Regions from separate parts of the Homo sapiens genome. Here region 1 is linked to region 2. The links are chromatin contacts, found by Hi-C in ENCODE. All regions are on one chromosome and are shown on one strand. The core of a region is the stretch at or near the end of the contact, and the rest is flanking DNA. Distances in the headings are between cores, read along the strand shown. Region 1 holds the start of GGA2 (golgi associated, gamma adaptin ear containing, ARF binding protein 2). Region 2 overlaps SCNN1B (sodium channel epithelial 1 subunit beta).

Region 1 (7,397 bases), core at 3,838-6,337, 190 kb before region 2:
TTTTTTTGCAGGCTGGAGTGCAGTGGTGCAATCTCAGCTCACTGAAGCCTCCACCTCCTGGGTTCACACGATTCTCCGGTCTCAGCCTCCTGAGTAGCTGGGATTACAGGCACACACCACCATGCCCAGCTAATTTTTGTATTTTTAGTAGAGAAGGGGTTTTGTCATGTTGGCCAGGCTGATCTTGAACTCCTGACCTCATATAATCCATCTGCCTTGGCCTCCCAAAGTGCTGGGATTACAGGCGTGAGCCACCATGCCTGGCCTTTTAATATTTTTTGGTTTTGTAGAGATGGTTGTCATTATGTTGCCCAGGCTGATCTTGAACCCCTGGGCTCAAGCAATCTTCCTATCTGAGCCTCCCAAGTAGCTGAGACTACAGGGACTTGCACCACCACACCCAGCTGATACATATTTATATATATATATATTATCTCTTTTAGATTAAGGAAAAAAAAAACCCCATGAAATAGGCACTTATCTTATTTCTTAGATGAAAACAACATAGTTCTAATCACAATGCCTGCACACCCAACCACTACATTAAACTCCTCAACCACTTCCTACCCACTTAGCCTTTATCCTTTCTGTTGTGGTCTCCAGACCATCAGCATCAATGTCAGATGGAGATCTATTACAAAGACAAATTCTGGGGCCTCATTCCAGACGTACTAGATCTGAAACTGTGTGGCGGGGCCCTGCAATTTGCAACAAACCTGATTCTGACACATGCTAGTTTGAAAACCATTGATCTAGATGTTGTGGGACATCTATACCTTACATCTTTCCTCACCTCTCCAAAGGGTCATGGCCAACACTCCTATAACAAAAAGACGGGTTAAGACCAGGTATGGTGGCTTATGCCTGTAGTCCCAGCACTTTGGGAGGATTGCTTGAGCCCAGGAGTTTGAGACCAGCCTGGGCAACATGGTGAGACCTTATCTCTACAAAACTAAATAAATTAGCTGGGAGCGGTGGTGTGTGTGCCTGTTATCCCAGCTACTCTCTGAGGACTGAGGTTGCGAAGATCATTTGAGCCTGGGAGGTCAAGGCTGCAGTGAGCTCTGGTGGTGCCACGGAACTCCAGCCTGGTTGACAGAGCAAGACCCTGTCTCAAAAAAAAAAGGCTAACAAGAGAAAAGCATAACAGATTTATTTAATTAAAGTTTTACAGGCCGGGCACAGTGGCTTACTCTTGTAATCCCAGCATTTTGGAAGGCTGAGGTGGGCGGATCATTTGAGGTCAGCAGTTCAAGACCAGCTTGGCCAACATGGTGAAATCCCGTGTCTACAAAAAAATTCCAAAATTAGCCAGGCATGGTGGCGGGGTGCCTGTATTCCCAGCTACTCGGGAGACTGAGGCAAGAGAATCAATTGAACCTGGGAGGCAGAGGTTGCAGTGAGCCAAGATCGAGCCACTGCACTCCAGCCTGGGCGACAGGACTTCATCAAAAAAAGTTTCATCAAAAAAAAAAAAGTTTTATGTTGACATGGGAGCTTTCAGAAATAAAGACCGAGGGAAGGCTGTCTACTTTTATATTTAGGTTTGATGACCAACAGCCAGGTAGAAATAGGATTGAACAAAATGGTATGAGTGATCTATTAGACTTAGGTGGGGGGATCCAGCAAGGCCTGTCCAAATTCTTCTTGGCTTACCTGTATATCACTCCTTCTTCCTAGGTATAGGGCAGGAATAAGGGGGCATGACCACCTGTTATCAGACAAAGTAGCTCAGATAATTGCTTTTTTTTTCTTTTCTTTTCTTTTCTTTTTTTCTTTCTTTTTTTTTTTTTTTTTGAGACAGAGTCTCATTCCGTGCCCAGGCTGGAGTGCAGTGGTGTGATCTCGGCTCACTGCAACCTCCGCCTCCCAGGCTCAAGTGGTCCTCCTGCCTCAGCCTCCTGAGTAGCTGGGACTACAAGTACACACCAGCACACCCAGCTAATTTTTGTATTTTTTTGTAGACACGCGGTTTCACCATGTTGCCCAGGCTAGTCTTGAACACCTGGACCCAAGTGATCTGCACGCCTCAGCCTCCCAAAGTGCTGGGATTACAGGTGTGAGCCACCATGCCCGACTGAGAATTTCTTTATGGCCAACTCTTAAGCAGAAATAAAGGAAGGCTGGAGTAATATGTCTAGGTTTTGTGGCTGGCTTTAGGGGAGAGGGGTTTGAGTTTCCCTGACCCATCTTGGGAAAGAGGAATTGAGTTTCTGTGGCTTGCCTTGGGAGAAGAAAGACGGGCAGGAGGTCAGAGAACCTTTGCTCTGAGGCTGCTTCTGAGGGTTTCCACTGTCTTTGAGTTCAAAGTACTCGCTATGCCAAAACACCATGCTCTGGGATATGGTTTTCTGAGCTCCAACAATGTAAAAATGTTAAAGGATTGCAGGTGCTTAAAATAAGTAAAGTTTCAGGAGTTGAAGGATGGTCCTTGGCAAACTGTAGAGCTCATGCCCCCTGTAGCATGTGGAGACTCTAGTCACGTCCAGGTTTTGTTGAAATGTGGAAAGCCGGGTCCAGTGTTGCCAGATGTTCAGAATCTTCAAGAGATAAATATGTATTAAAGATTTTATTTAGGCCAGGTGCAGTGGTTCACGCCTGTAATTCCGACACTTTGGGAGGCCGAGGTGGGCGGATCACCTGAGGTTAGGAGTTCGAGAGCAGCCTGGCCAACCTGGTGAAACGCTGTCTCTACTAAAGATACCAAAATTAGCCGGGTGTGGTGGTGGGCGCCTGTATTCCCAGCTGCTCAGGAGGCTGAGGCAGGGGAATCACTTGAACCCAGGAGGCAGAGGTTGCAGTGAACTGAGATTGCACCATTGCACTCCAGCCTGGGCAACAGAGCGAGACTCAAAAAAAAAAAAAAAAAAAAAAAAAAAAGATTTTCTTTAACTCCTTAATGAGGAAACTGGTGAGATGTTCAAACCAGTCCAAAGAATGGACATCATGTATAGATCAGGAATGTTGAAATGGATGTGCAAGTGGGGGCAGAACTGGTTTTTCCACAAGAAGTCTGTGTGTTCCCAGAACAGTATTCATTTGCTTGTGTGTGGACAAGAATCATCACCCATTGCTATTCAGTTATCTACAAGGAAGAATTTGTGCTTCTGTATGGCATACGTACCTATGGTCTAAGAAGAATGTGTGTTCTGAGTTCCAAGCTACAGAATCACAGAGTGGCCAGCCCAGAGGTTCACTCTTTATCTAAGAGGAACATCTGAACCCTTGGCCCCATCCTGTGGAACGCAGGCCATACGGGGGATCAAGGCCCTTTGGGGTTAAATTGAGGTTGCCAGATGGAGGTTGCTAGGGGAAGGGTGCTAGTTGAAAATACTATATAAACTGATGCTCTTTACAAATGGTAGTGGTCCTCCTGTCCAGCCCACTGCCACTAGACCACCCCGTAAGTCCCCTCAGTAAACCTGCCTCATTCAGTGGCTCTGGGTCTCTTCTTCCGCCTTTCAAACATGGTGCCATCCCTACTGAAGTTAATAGGGGTACGGCACAACAGCTTCAATGGAAAATTATGTGTTGTCTAGACAGCACAACCTTCCAGGTTCTAGCCTTTCTTTGTCTTTGAGAAGTCTCATAACTCTGTTAAGTTGATACCAATGCAAAATAATTCTTGCCTATAAATAGGTAAATTCCGCTCACTGGAGGGACAGCTCTCACCCCGGTCGAAAAGCCAGTTTTGCCTCCATTTGCACATTCGTCTTATCTTCCTTTTTTTCCAGATAAATTTGCCCTTCTTTGACTTCACTTTTGGATTGATTATAACATCTGCTTGGTTCCCTCATGTAATTAAATAAAATATTTAACACGTATTCATTTCATAATTATGATAATCATGACATACTTTTTTGGGAAAATTATCTTTTAACAGAATAAGCAAGTAAATAATACATCGATGGTGTACTGTGTGATGCAGAAAATAAAGCAGAGTATTGAGGAATGCAGGACATGTTAGTTTAGAAGTGTTCCAGGAAACCAGGGAGGTGGAGGTTGCAATGAGCCGAGATAGCACCACTGCACTCCAGCCTGGGCGACAGAGCGAGACTCCATCTGAAAAAAAAAAAAAGTGTTCCAGGAAAACCCTTCTGTGAATAAAAATGCAAGCACATAGGCCGGGCGTGGTGGCTCACCCCTGTAATCCCAGCACTTTGGGAGGGCGAAGCGGGCAGATCACGAGGTCAGGAGTTCGAGACCAGCCTGGCCAACATAGTGAACCCTCGTTTCTACTAAAAATACAAAAAAAAAAAAAATAGCTGGGTGTGGTGGCATGCACCTGTAGTCCCAGCTACTCGGGACGCTGAGGCAGGAGAATCGCTTGAACCCAGGAAGTGGAGGTTGCAGTGAGCCGAGATGGCACCCCTGCACTCCAGCCTAGGCGACAGAGTGAGACTCCGTCTCAAAAAAAGAAAAAAAGAAAAATAAAAAATAAATGCAAGCACTTTGGGAAGTCGAGGTAAGAGGATCTTGTAGCCCAGGAGTTCGAGACCACCCGGGCAACATGGTGAAACCCAGTCTCTAACACACACACACACACACACACACACACACACACGGTGAAACCCAGTCTCTAACACCAGGAGTTCGAGACCACCCGGGCAACATGGTGAAACCCAGTCTCTAACACACACACACACACACACACACACACACACACACACACACGGTGAAACCCAGTCTCTAACACACACACACACACACGCCAGGCGTGGTGGTGCCCTCCCCTAGTCCCAGCTCCTCCGGAGACTGAAGCGGGAGGATCGCTTGAGCCTAGGAGGTGGAGGCTGCAGTGAGCCGTGATCGCGCCATTGGACTCCAGCCTGAGTGACAGAGCAAGACCCCGTCTCTTAAAAAATAAAAATGCTAAAAGAATTATTCGTGTTCTTCTGAAAATCAAATTTAACTGGGCGTCTTGTATTTTATCTGGCAACCGTACGGTGAGTGGTCTTAGAAGACCAGCGCTGGGTGGAGGGATCTGGACTAAGAAATGTTCCGGCCGGTCCCGCGTGGAGGGGGGGCCTGGGGTGGGCGTGGCGCCAGCGGCCCCGCCCCGTCACGTGTCCACCGCTCCTGCCGCGCAGTCAGCAGAGGAGAGCGCCAGGACGCTACAGCGGCTGAAGAGGCAGTGGCGCCCGCGGCCGCAGCGTCGGGGCTGGAGCGATGGCGGCGACCGCGGTGGCGGCGGCTGTGGCGGGAACCGAGTCGGCCCAGGGTCCCCCGGGCCCGGCAGCGTCGCTGGAGCTGTGGCTCAGTGAGTAGCCTGGCAGGCCTTCGGCGCAGCCGCTGCGCCGCACGTGAGGCCTCGCTTCCCGCCTCCCGGGGCCTTGCTTCGGGGCGGGCGGCCGCAGGGGAGGCCGGCGGCCGGGTAGGGGGCCTGGGCCCGGCGCGGTGGGGAAGATCGCCCAGGGGTCCCCCGAGAGGAGCCCCAAGCATCCGCCGGGGCAGCGGCCCCCTTCTGAGCTCTGCCCCTCCCCCTCCGCCCACCCCCCAACTTAGCAGCAGCACAGGACCCCGACCCCCACCCCAATGGCTACGTGACCTGCGCTTTCCCCTGCGCCAGGCACTGTGCTCACAGCGGCTTAGTCCTGCTTAATCCTCATTCCCACCCCGAGCTGGCTTCTATTATTAACCCCACTACGGAAGCGGGGACCTTGAGGCTTAAGGAGACGCAGTCGTGCAAGACATGCAGTCTGTTTGGGGCTGAGAAAGATCTCTATCTGGCTACCGCGTCAAAAAGAAATTTTTTACCTTTTGTGTTTACTTTGGCCAGACTTTTTTTTTTAAACACACACACACGTGTGTGTGTGTGTGCGTATATATATATATGTGTGTTTTTTTTTTCCTTTAAGAGACGGGGTCTCATTATGTTACCCTGGTTGGGCTCAAACCCTTTGGCCAGAATTCTTCTGCATGTCTCCTGTAAGCTTCACAGTCATCTTAGGGGTTATTATTATCTCCGTTTTACCAATGAGGGATTGAGGTTCAAAGGGGATAAAGAATATTCCCCTTGTACCCAGCTCTGCTAGGTGCCAGGAACACTGAGATGCATAACACAGGGTCCTTGCTCACCAAAACATTTTTTAGTGGGTACAAGCCGGCAGTCACATCACCTTACTAACGGGATTGGCGAGGAGGAGGAGGGCGTTCGTTTCACCTGTGGTGGTAGGAGTTGGTTTACCTGGGGGTCGTCACAGCCGACCGCATTCCAGGCAGAAGAAACTGCGTGTGCAAAAGCTGGGGACAAGAGAATGTGGAGCACTCCGGGAACAAGTAGGTCAGTCCGCTGGAGTGCAAGCCTAAAGCTCAGGAATCCGGGAAAGGGGCTGCACGGCTAATTGGGGCGAGATCTTCAAGAGCCTTGTGTGCTGCAGAAAGGAGTTTATGTTTTATCCGAGGGCGGGGTTGCTGTTTGGGAGTTTTCAGCCGGAGAATCTGATCAAGGAAGCCTGTTAAAGGCGTCACTTGCAGCCATATGGTGCTAAATTGGGCGGAGAGGGTGAGACTTCAGGCAGGGAGAGCGGCTAAAAAGCTCTTTTGGTGGTGGTTGGGGGCCGCAGGAGGACTAAGGCAGTGGGGAGAGGGAGAAGCAATGAGCAGGCGTAGTCAGCAGCCTCGGTGCCTTGGAATGCAGACAGGGGACAAGGAGAAATCTAGGCTAGATCGCGGGTTTCAGGCTCGAGGAACTGGTGGGTTACAGATGCCTCCCCTGTGAGGAGGAGCTGGTTTAGGCAGAGAAGGTTGAGATGTGGAGTTTGAGGTGCTTGTGGCATAGTCAAAAAAGAGATGCCCTCTAGGCAGCTGGTTGGCACTGGAGAGGGCAAGTGTGGGACGTACGGTTTGGGAGTCTGGTTCATTGGCAGTGAGCTTGCGGGAGAAGCTTGCGTATATTAAGAGCAGAGGTTTGGAAAGAGAGCGTGGGGAGCCCCAGCATTGAAGAGGCAGATGGGAAGAGAAGACTGAAGGCTGAGCAGAAACAGGCAGGGGGAGACCTGCAGGGGCACCCACTGATAGCAAAGGAGGGATGTGGTTGTAACGTAGTTTTGCTCCTTAAAGATGGAGGAGAATGAGGAAGGAGAAGAGAGAACTTTGAATTTGGTAACCAACCAGTTATTTAATGAGACATCCTTGAGTTAAACAGTAGAGACAGAAGGTAGTAGTTTTAGGAGGCAATGGAGAACAGAAGGCTTAGACTGGAGTTGCAAAAATTAGAAAAAAAGGCTGTTCATGCCTGTAATCGCAGCACTTTGGGAGGCTGAGGTGGGCCAATCCTTTGAGGCCAGGAGTTTAAGACCAGCCTGGCCAACATGGTGAAACCCCGTCTCTACTAAAATACAAAAAATAGCCATGTGTGGTGGCGCACACCTGTAATTCCAGCTACTTGGGAGGCC
Region 2 (7,512 bases), core at 597-3,096:
GTGTGGTGGCTCACACCTGTAATCCTAGCACTTTGGGAGGCTGAGGCAGGTGGATCACTTGAGGCCAGGAGTTTGAAACCAGGCTGGCCAACATGATGAAACCCTGTCTCTACTAAAAATACAAAAAAAATTAGCTGGGCATGGTGGCGCACACCTATAATCCCAGCTACTCGGGAGGCTAAGGCAGGAGAATTGCTTGACCCTGGGAGGCAGAGTTTGCAGTGAGCCGAAATCACACCACAGCACTCCAGCCTGGGTGACAGAGTGAGACTCTGTCTCAAAACAAACAAAGAAACAAAACAAAAAACAAAAAAACCATGTGGGTTTATATGCATCTATGTGCATAGGAAAAATAACACAGATGGCATTAACCAGAACGTTTATAATGATTATCTCTGGGTAGCAGGATCTTGAGTTATTTTTAAGAAATTGTTTTAGTTTATCTGTGCTTTGTAACTTTCCTACAATGAACATATATTGCTTGCATCATAAAAGTAATAAATGAGAAGATAATTTTTAATAGCAAAATGGAAAAAAGCTTATAATAGAATGCTGCTTGAAAAAAACCAGGATTCTAAGTATATGAAAAAATCTATTGTTAGGCAAAGATAGTTGTAGGGAAGCAGGAAATACAGACTTAAAAAAAAAAGTTAAGCTTCCAAGAATTTTTTTGTTTTGTTTATTTTAGAGACAAGGTCTTGCTCTGTTGCCCAGGCTGGAGTGCAGTGGTGCAATCATAGCTCACTGCAGCCTCAAACTCCCTGGCTCAAGAGATATTCCCACCTCAGTCTCCCGAGTAGCTAAGTAGCTGAGACTACAGCTGTGTGGCTTTTATTTATATTTATTTATTTATTTATTTATTTATTTATTTATTAGAGACAGGGTCTCACTATGTTGCCCAGGCTGGTCTCAAACTCATGGTCTAAAGAAATCCTTCCGCCTCGACCTCTCAAAGTGTTGAGATTACAGATGTGAGCCTCCATGTCCAGCCTCCTTCCTTGAATTTAGGTACAACCCTGGTGTAAGGATCTGGGGAGATGCTGGATGGGTTGGAATTAAGTTTCTACTATTTGGCAGAACAGGGGTTTGTATAAGAAGTTAAGATCGGATGCGCATTTCAACTTGCATTCTGATATTTGTACCTGTTTTCCAAAATTGTATTACTTTTATAGTTTAAAAAAAAATTCAAAAAAGAGGCTGGGCACGGTGGCTCATACCTGTAATCCCAGCACTTTGGGAGGCTGAAGTGAGCAGATCACTTGAGGTCAAAGGTTTGAGACCAGCCTGGCCAACATGGTGAAATCCCGTCTCTACTGAAAATGCAAAAATTAGCTGGGCATGGTGGTGCAGGAAGGTAATCCCAAAAACTCGGGAGGCTGAGGCAGGAGAGTCACTTGAACCTGGGAGGCGGAGGTTGCAATGAGCTGAGATCGCACCACCGTACTCCAGCCAGGGCGACAAAGTGAGACTCCAGACTCAAAAAAAAGAAAAAGAAAAAAGAAAAATACATAAAAGCAACCAAAAGGGAGAGCGTTCAATCAACTAGAAAAATCTGCCTTGGGTCTCTAGCAGCCTGACAACTCTTTTCATAATTTCTGGACCTGTCCTGCTGGGGATGGAGTGAACCAAAGAGGGATTTCAGAGGAGGTGGCTGCACCAGAGCTTGCATTTCCTGGATGGCTCCTTTCTCCCATACCCTTGTTGACAGAGTCTTATTGCTGTGTTTGCTTTCCTTATTGCCAGAGCACTCAGCTGCACCGGGCTTTACCCTGTATGAGTACAATTACACAGGAAAACACCCTGCCCACCAGGCCCCATGCCAGGAGCCATGTCATTGTGTCCCAATGGACAAAGAGGACTTGGGGGGGTGCCAATGGTGAGCACCTAAGCCCATCCCCAGAAATGGAAGTGGCCACTTGCCCAGGATGGGTGGTGTGTGTTGACAGCCAGCAGGGAAGAGTGTGGTCAGTTTCATCTGCTCCCTCCCTGCCAATGCTGGAGGCAACTTGGAGAGGGTAGTTTCTGCCAAGCCTTGAAAGATGCCAGGGGCGTGTGTGTGTGGGGTGGGGTAGGATGGGTAGAGGTGGAGAAGGGAGGTGGTTGTTCCATTGGGAATAAAATGCGGTATTCCAGAATAGAGTCAGAAAAATAAGGTCAACCTGATAATGTTTGGAGGCTTATGTAGGAGGACAAGCTATAGTTTCTTTTTCTCTGTTTCACTTTGAGAAACAGGAATGATCCTATTATTATTAAAAATGTGCCAGGGGCCAGTGGCTCAGGCCTGTAATTCCAGCACTTTGAGAGGCTGATGTGGGAGGATTGCTTGAAGCCAGGAGTTCCAGACCAGCCTGGGCAATATAGTGAGACCACCATCTCTAAAAGCAACAACAACAAAAAACAAAAGAAATTAGTTGGGTGAAGTGGTGCATGCCTGTGGTCCCAGCTACTTGGGAGGCTGAGGTGAGAGGTTCGCTGGATCCCAGGAGTTCCAGGCTGCAGTGATCTATGACTGTACCGCTGCACTCCACCCTGGACAACAGAGCAAGACCCTGTCTCAAAAAAAAAAAAAAAAAGTGAGCTTTTGAGTTAGACAGACTTGGGTGGCATCTTCATCCCATCTCTTACTGGCTGGGTGGCTGTGTGATCTTGGCAAAATCGCATCACCTCTCTGAGCCTCAGTTGTCTCATTTGCAAATGAGGCCAGCAATAGTACCTCCCTCCTTGCGTTTTTGTTTGGTTTTCAGTGAGGGTTAAAATGCATATAAAGCTCTCAGCATCCTGTTGAATGAAGGTTGGCTACTGTAATTCATTAGGGAGAAAGAAGGATGAAATGTGTAGGTGGTTGCTGAGTTTAGATACTTAATTGCCTTAGAAAGGACTGATGCTGGAAGGGGAATTTCCCAGCTTGGTAAATGAAAGATTCAGTCTTTGGCCTGCACTTCCCTGAGGCTTAGCTGTCTATGTCATGCTCCTGTCAGAAACTTTCAAGGGCTACTGGTGTCTATAGAATAAAGGCCCCTCAACCCTTAGCTGGCTTCTAAGACACCTTGCAACCTGGTCCCAGCCTAGATGTCTCCTTTAATTCCTTGCACTTTCCTTTACAATGGGGTAGTGGTTAAGAAGTTGGGTTCAAACCCCAGTTGGGTCACTTACTCACTGTGTGACCTTGTGGAATTTACTCACCCTCTCTGTGCCCTGGTTTCCCCATCTGTAAAATGAGGGGAAAATAGTACTGAGTTCATTGAGTTGATGTGAAGATTAAATTGTAAATATGAAGCACCTAGCACAGTGTCTGGCATGGAGAGAGATCAGTGCCTATGAGAGGCTTCTTATTTGCATATACCCATGCAACCACATGCTGGAGCCCTTGGGTACCCTGGGAATTCCCACCACCACACTTTCACTCATGCTGTTATTCAGTCCTGGAGTGCAAAACCTTTACCTCTACCCACAAATCCTCTACCTTTTTCTAGGTGCAGCTCCAGTGCCACCTCCTCCAAGAAGTCCTCTGTGAATGGAGGTCATCCTCCCTCCTCCGTAGCCCCAGTTTTTTTTTTTTTATTGAGATGGAGTTTCACTCCTGTCACCCAGGCTGGAGTGCAGTGCTGTGATCTCAGCTCACTGCAACCTCTGCCTCCCAGGTTCAAGTGGTTCTTCTGTCTCAGCCTCCCAAGTAGCTGGGATTACAGGCATGCGCCCATGGTGATGCCGAGCTAATTTTTTTTTTTTTTGTATTTTTAGTAGAGATGGGATTTCACCATGTTGGCCAGGCTGGTCTCGAAACCCTGACCTCAGGTGATCTGCCCACCTCGGCCTCCCAAAGTGCTGGGTTACAGATTACAGGCGTGAGCCACCGTGCCCAGCCCTCAGAATATTTTCTGAGGACCAATAATGTGGATGGAGTTAAGACCACTGAACTGCACACGTAAAAATGATCACAGTGTAAATTTTGCTATACACATGTATTTTCCACAATTAAGTATTTTAAAAGACATATTGAGCATTTAAAAACTCACAAATCATCTTTAATATTGATTATATGTTGAAGTAATATTTTGGATATATGGGTTCAATGAAATATATTAATAAAATTAGTTTGATCTGTTTATTTTTACTTTTTAAAATGTGGCTATGACAATTTTACATTGCTGGACTGGGCATAGTGGCTCACGCCTGTAATGCCAGCACTTTGGGAGGCCCAGGCAGGAGGATCACTTGAGGCCAGGAATTCAAGATTAGTCTGGGCAACATAGCAAGACCCTGTCCCTACAAAACATATAAATTAAAAAAAAAAATTAGCCAAGCATGGTGGTGTGCACCTATAGTCCCAGCTACTCGGGAGCTGAGGTGGAAGGATCGCTGGAACCCGGGAGGTCGAGGCTGCAGTGACCCGTGATCATGTCACTGCACTCTAGCCTAGGTGATAGAGTGAGACCTTGTCTCAAAAGAGAAAATGAAAAAAATTTTAAATTGCTTATGCCATTCCGATCTGTGGCTTGTGTTGTATGTATGTTGGATAGTGCTGACCTAGATCAATGGCTGGCACTGTAGGCACTTAAATGTGGGCTTAATACGGGAATGAATACAGTTGCAGCCAAATAGGTTCTTTTCAGGCATAAAACAAACAAACAAACAAAAACTGTTGTATCTGGAAGGCTCCAAGGGAATGGGAGAGAGTTTGTGTCGGGGCAGTTTACATAACTAAATCATCATAATTAATATCTATTATTATTATTTGAGACAGGGTCTCACTCTGTCACCCAGGCCAGAGTACAGTGGTGCTATCTTAGCTCACTGCAACGTTTGCCTCCCGGGCTCAAGCGATCCTTCCACCTTAGCTTCCTGAGTAGCTGGGACTATAGGTGCACACCACCATGCCCAGCTAATTATTGTATTTTTTCTGTAGAGGCAGGGTTTTGCCATGTTGTCTAGGGTGATCTCAAACTCCTGGACTCAAGCGATTCTCTTGCTTCGGACTCCCAAAGCGCTGGGATTACAAGTGTTAGGCACTGCGTCTGTCCAATATCTATTATTACGCTGATGATAGCAGCCACCGTCCGCGGAGTACCTAACGTGCCAGGAACTGTCATGGCACTTTAAGCCATCATCTCATTTAATCCTTGAGTCAATGCTCCGGGGGGTCATTGCCTCTGCAGCATAGACAGCTGCCCAAGGTCACTCTGCTGGAGAGCAGAGAGCAAGGGTTTGCCTGAAGGCCTGTCCAAGCCTCCTAATACCCCTGCCTTTCCCAGGGTCCAGGCTCTGTGTGCTGTCTTGTCCTATGGGACTTGATGGCCCTGCCTGGGATGGACAGCAGACACCAGCCCTGCTCACACCCCCACTCACAGGCGGGGCCTTCAGAGGAACAGGGAGCCCCAGCCAGAGGCAAGCAGATGATGCTGTTGAGAGTCCAGGAAGGAGGCCAGGCGTTGTGGCTCATGCCTGTAATCACAGCACTTCGGGAGGCTGAGGCAGGTGGATCACTTGAGGGTAAGAGTTCGAGATCAGCCTGGCCAACATGGTGAAACCCAGTCTGTACTAAAAATTCAAAAATTAGCTGGCCATGGTGGCACACCCCTGTAGTCCCAGCTACTTAGGAGGCTGAGGCAGAATAATCACTTGAACCCAGGAGACGGAGGTTGCAGTCGGCTATCATACCACTGCACTCCAGTCTGGGCGACAGAGCGAGACTCTGTCTCAAAAAAATAAAATAAAATAAAGTCCAGGAAGAGAATTCAGCAATTCATAATCTCTGATCTCCTTAAGCTCACTCATCTAGATCCGGCCACCACCACTCTCAAGTTCAAGGACTCTGGGAAACCGGCTGGGGCTTAGGTGGTCATTCTTGTTCAAGGCAGTTGAGGAGATGGCTCTGGGCCCAGCCTGACCCAAGAGAGGGCCCTGCCCCGTCCCTGAGGCTGCAGCAGCCACAGCTCTCTGTGGGGGTGTGGCCTTCCCCTCCCATCCCTGGGGCTCCAGGCCTGAAGCTGAAGGCCAGGGCCTACCCACGACTTCATACCTGGGGCTCAAATTTGTTTGTATAGAGGCCCACGGTGGTGTCTAATGTGAGAGCTCCTCAGAGGGGGCCTCGGCTGTAAACTGCATGGATCAGAACCCCCTGGAATGGGGAAGAGGTTTGCAACACATGGACGAGAACTTTTGCTGTCTCACAACTCCAATCATGTCTGTAAGTCATGGGTTTGAACTTGAGGAAACCCCTTGAGTCTGGTCAGAGACAGTTGACTGAAGAAGCCAACTGAGACCTAATTCCCTCAGTGAGAACTGGGTGTCAAGGAGTCTGGCCTCAGACACAGTAAAAATCCCACCTTGTGTGGACTGCGGGGCCCCCCAACCCTTGGGGAGAGTCAATGCAGAGCTGAGGGCAGTGGTTCTCCAAGTCTGGTCCCCAGATTGGCTGAAACAGCATCACCCGAGAGCTTGTTAGAAAGGGAAATCCTCAGTCTTCCCCCGAGGCCTCTGGGTTTTAACTAGCAATCTGGGTTTTAACAGCCTTCCAGGAGGCTCTGGCCATGCTAAAGTTTGAGAACCACCAGCCCGCCACCTTACTCTTCCAAGTAGGGCATCAGAACCAGCAGCACTGGCATCATCAGCTTGTTAGAGACGCAAAAGCTGGGTCCCACTTGACCTACTGAATCAGAATCTGCATTTTAACAAGACCCCTAGTGACTCATGCGCATGTTAACATTTGAGACGTGGCCGGGCAAGGTGGCTCACGCCTGTAATCTGAGCACTTTGGGAGGCCGAGGTGAGAGGATCACTTGAGCCCAGGAATTTGAGACACCCGTCACTACAAAAAAATACAAAAATTAGTCGGACGTGGTGGCGTGCACCTGTTATCTCAGCTACTCAGAAGGCTGAGGCAGGAGAATTGTCTGAACCCAGGAAGCGGAGGTTGCAGTGAGCCAAGATTGCGCCACTGCACTCCAGCCTGGGCGACAGAGCAAGACCCTGTGTCAAAAAAAAAACAAAAAATAAAACATTTCCTAGATAATTTGATAATATGTGCAGCAGAGTTTGGGAGCCACAAAGCTAGAGCAAGAGTCAGCAAACTTTTTCGGGAAAGGGCCAGGCAGCAGTATTTTAGGCTTTCCGTGCCATACAGTCTATGTTGTGGCCACTCAATGCTGCCATCATAGTGCAAAAGCAGCCGTAGATAACATGTAAATGACTGGGCGGGCTATGTTTCAACCACACTTCACTTATGAACACTGAATTTTGAATTTCATTTGATTTCCATGTGTCATGAAATGTGATTTTTTTTTTTCAACCATGTAAACCATTCTTAACTCACAAGCTGCACAAAAAACAGCTGGTGGATCAAACACCGGCCTTTGGGCCATAGTATGCAGACTGCCAGGCTGGAGGAATTAATTGAGGGCAAGGAAGCCCAGATTGGGCTGGGCGCAGTGGCTCACACCTGTACTCCCAGCGCTTTGGGAGGCCGAGGCAGGTGGATCACGAGGTCAGGAGATTAAGACTGAGACCATCCTG

What was found. Hi-C counts contacts between places; a loop is a spot of excess contacts on that map. Pooled maps may share reads with other maps.
Region 1: a pooled map shows a loop between it and region 2 (4-fold over the local background). The contact joins the promoter of GGA2 here to the enhancer-like site in region 2. A Hi-C loop is called at or near these places in 22 of 37 single-sample maps with no recorded cell type and 5 of 50 pooled maps.

The regions. Positions count from the first base shown.
Region 1 is chr16:23,508,184-23,515,580 of GRCh38, reverse strand. GGA2 (golgi associated, gamma adaptin ear containing, ARF binding protein 2) reads left to right here and starts at 5,087. Exons shown (of 17, transcript NM_015044.4): 1 at 5,087-5,260. The coding sequence starts at 5,170. RefSeq lists silencers at 4,811-4,860, 4,931-5,160, 5,231-5,400.
Region 2 is chr16:23,319,250-23,326,761 of GRCh38, reverse strand. All of the region lies in intron 1 of SCNN1B (sodium channel epithelial 1 subunit beta), which reads right to left. Among named protein-coding and RNA genes, the nearest start is that of SCNN1B, 21 kb to the right of the region's middle. Within about 2 kb of position 1,846, at least 11 of the 41 ENCODE cell types and tissues checked have a DNase peak (open chromatin) inside an H3K27ac peak, as active enhancers do.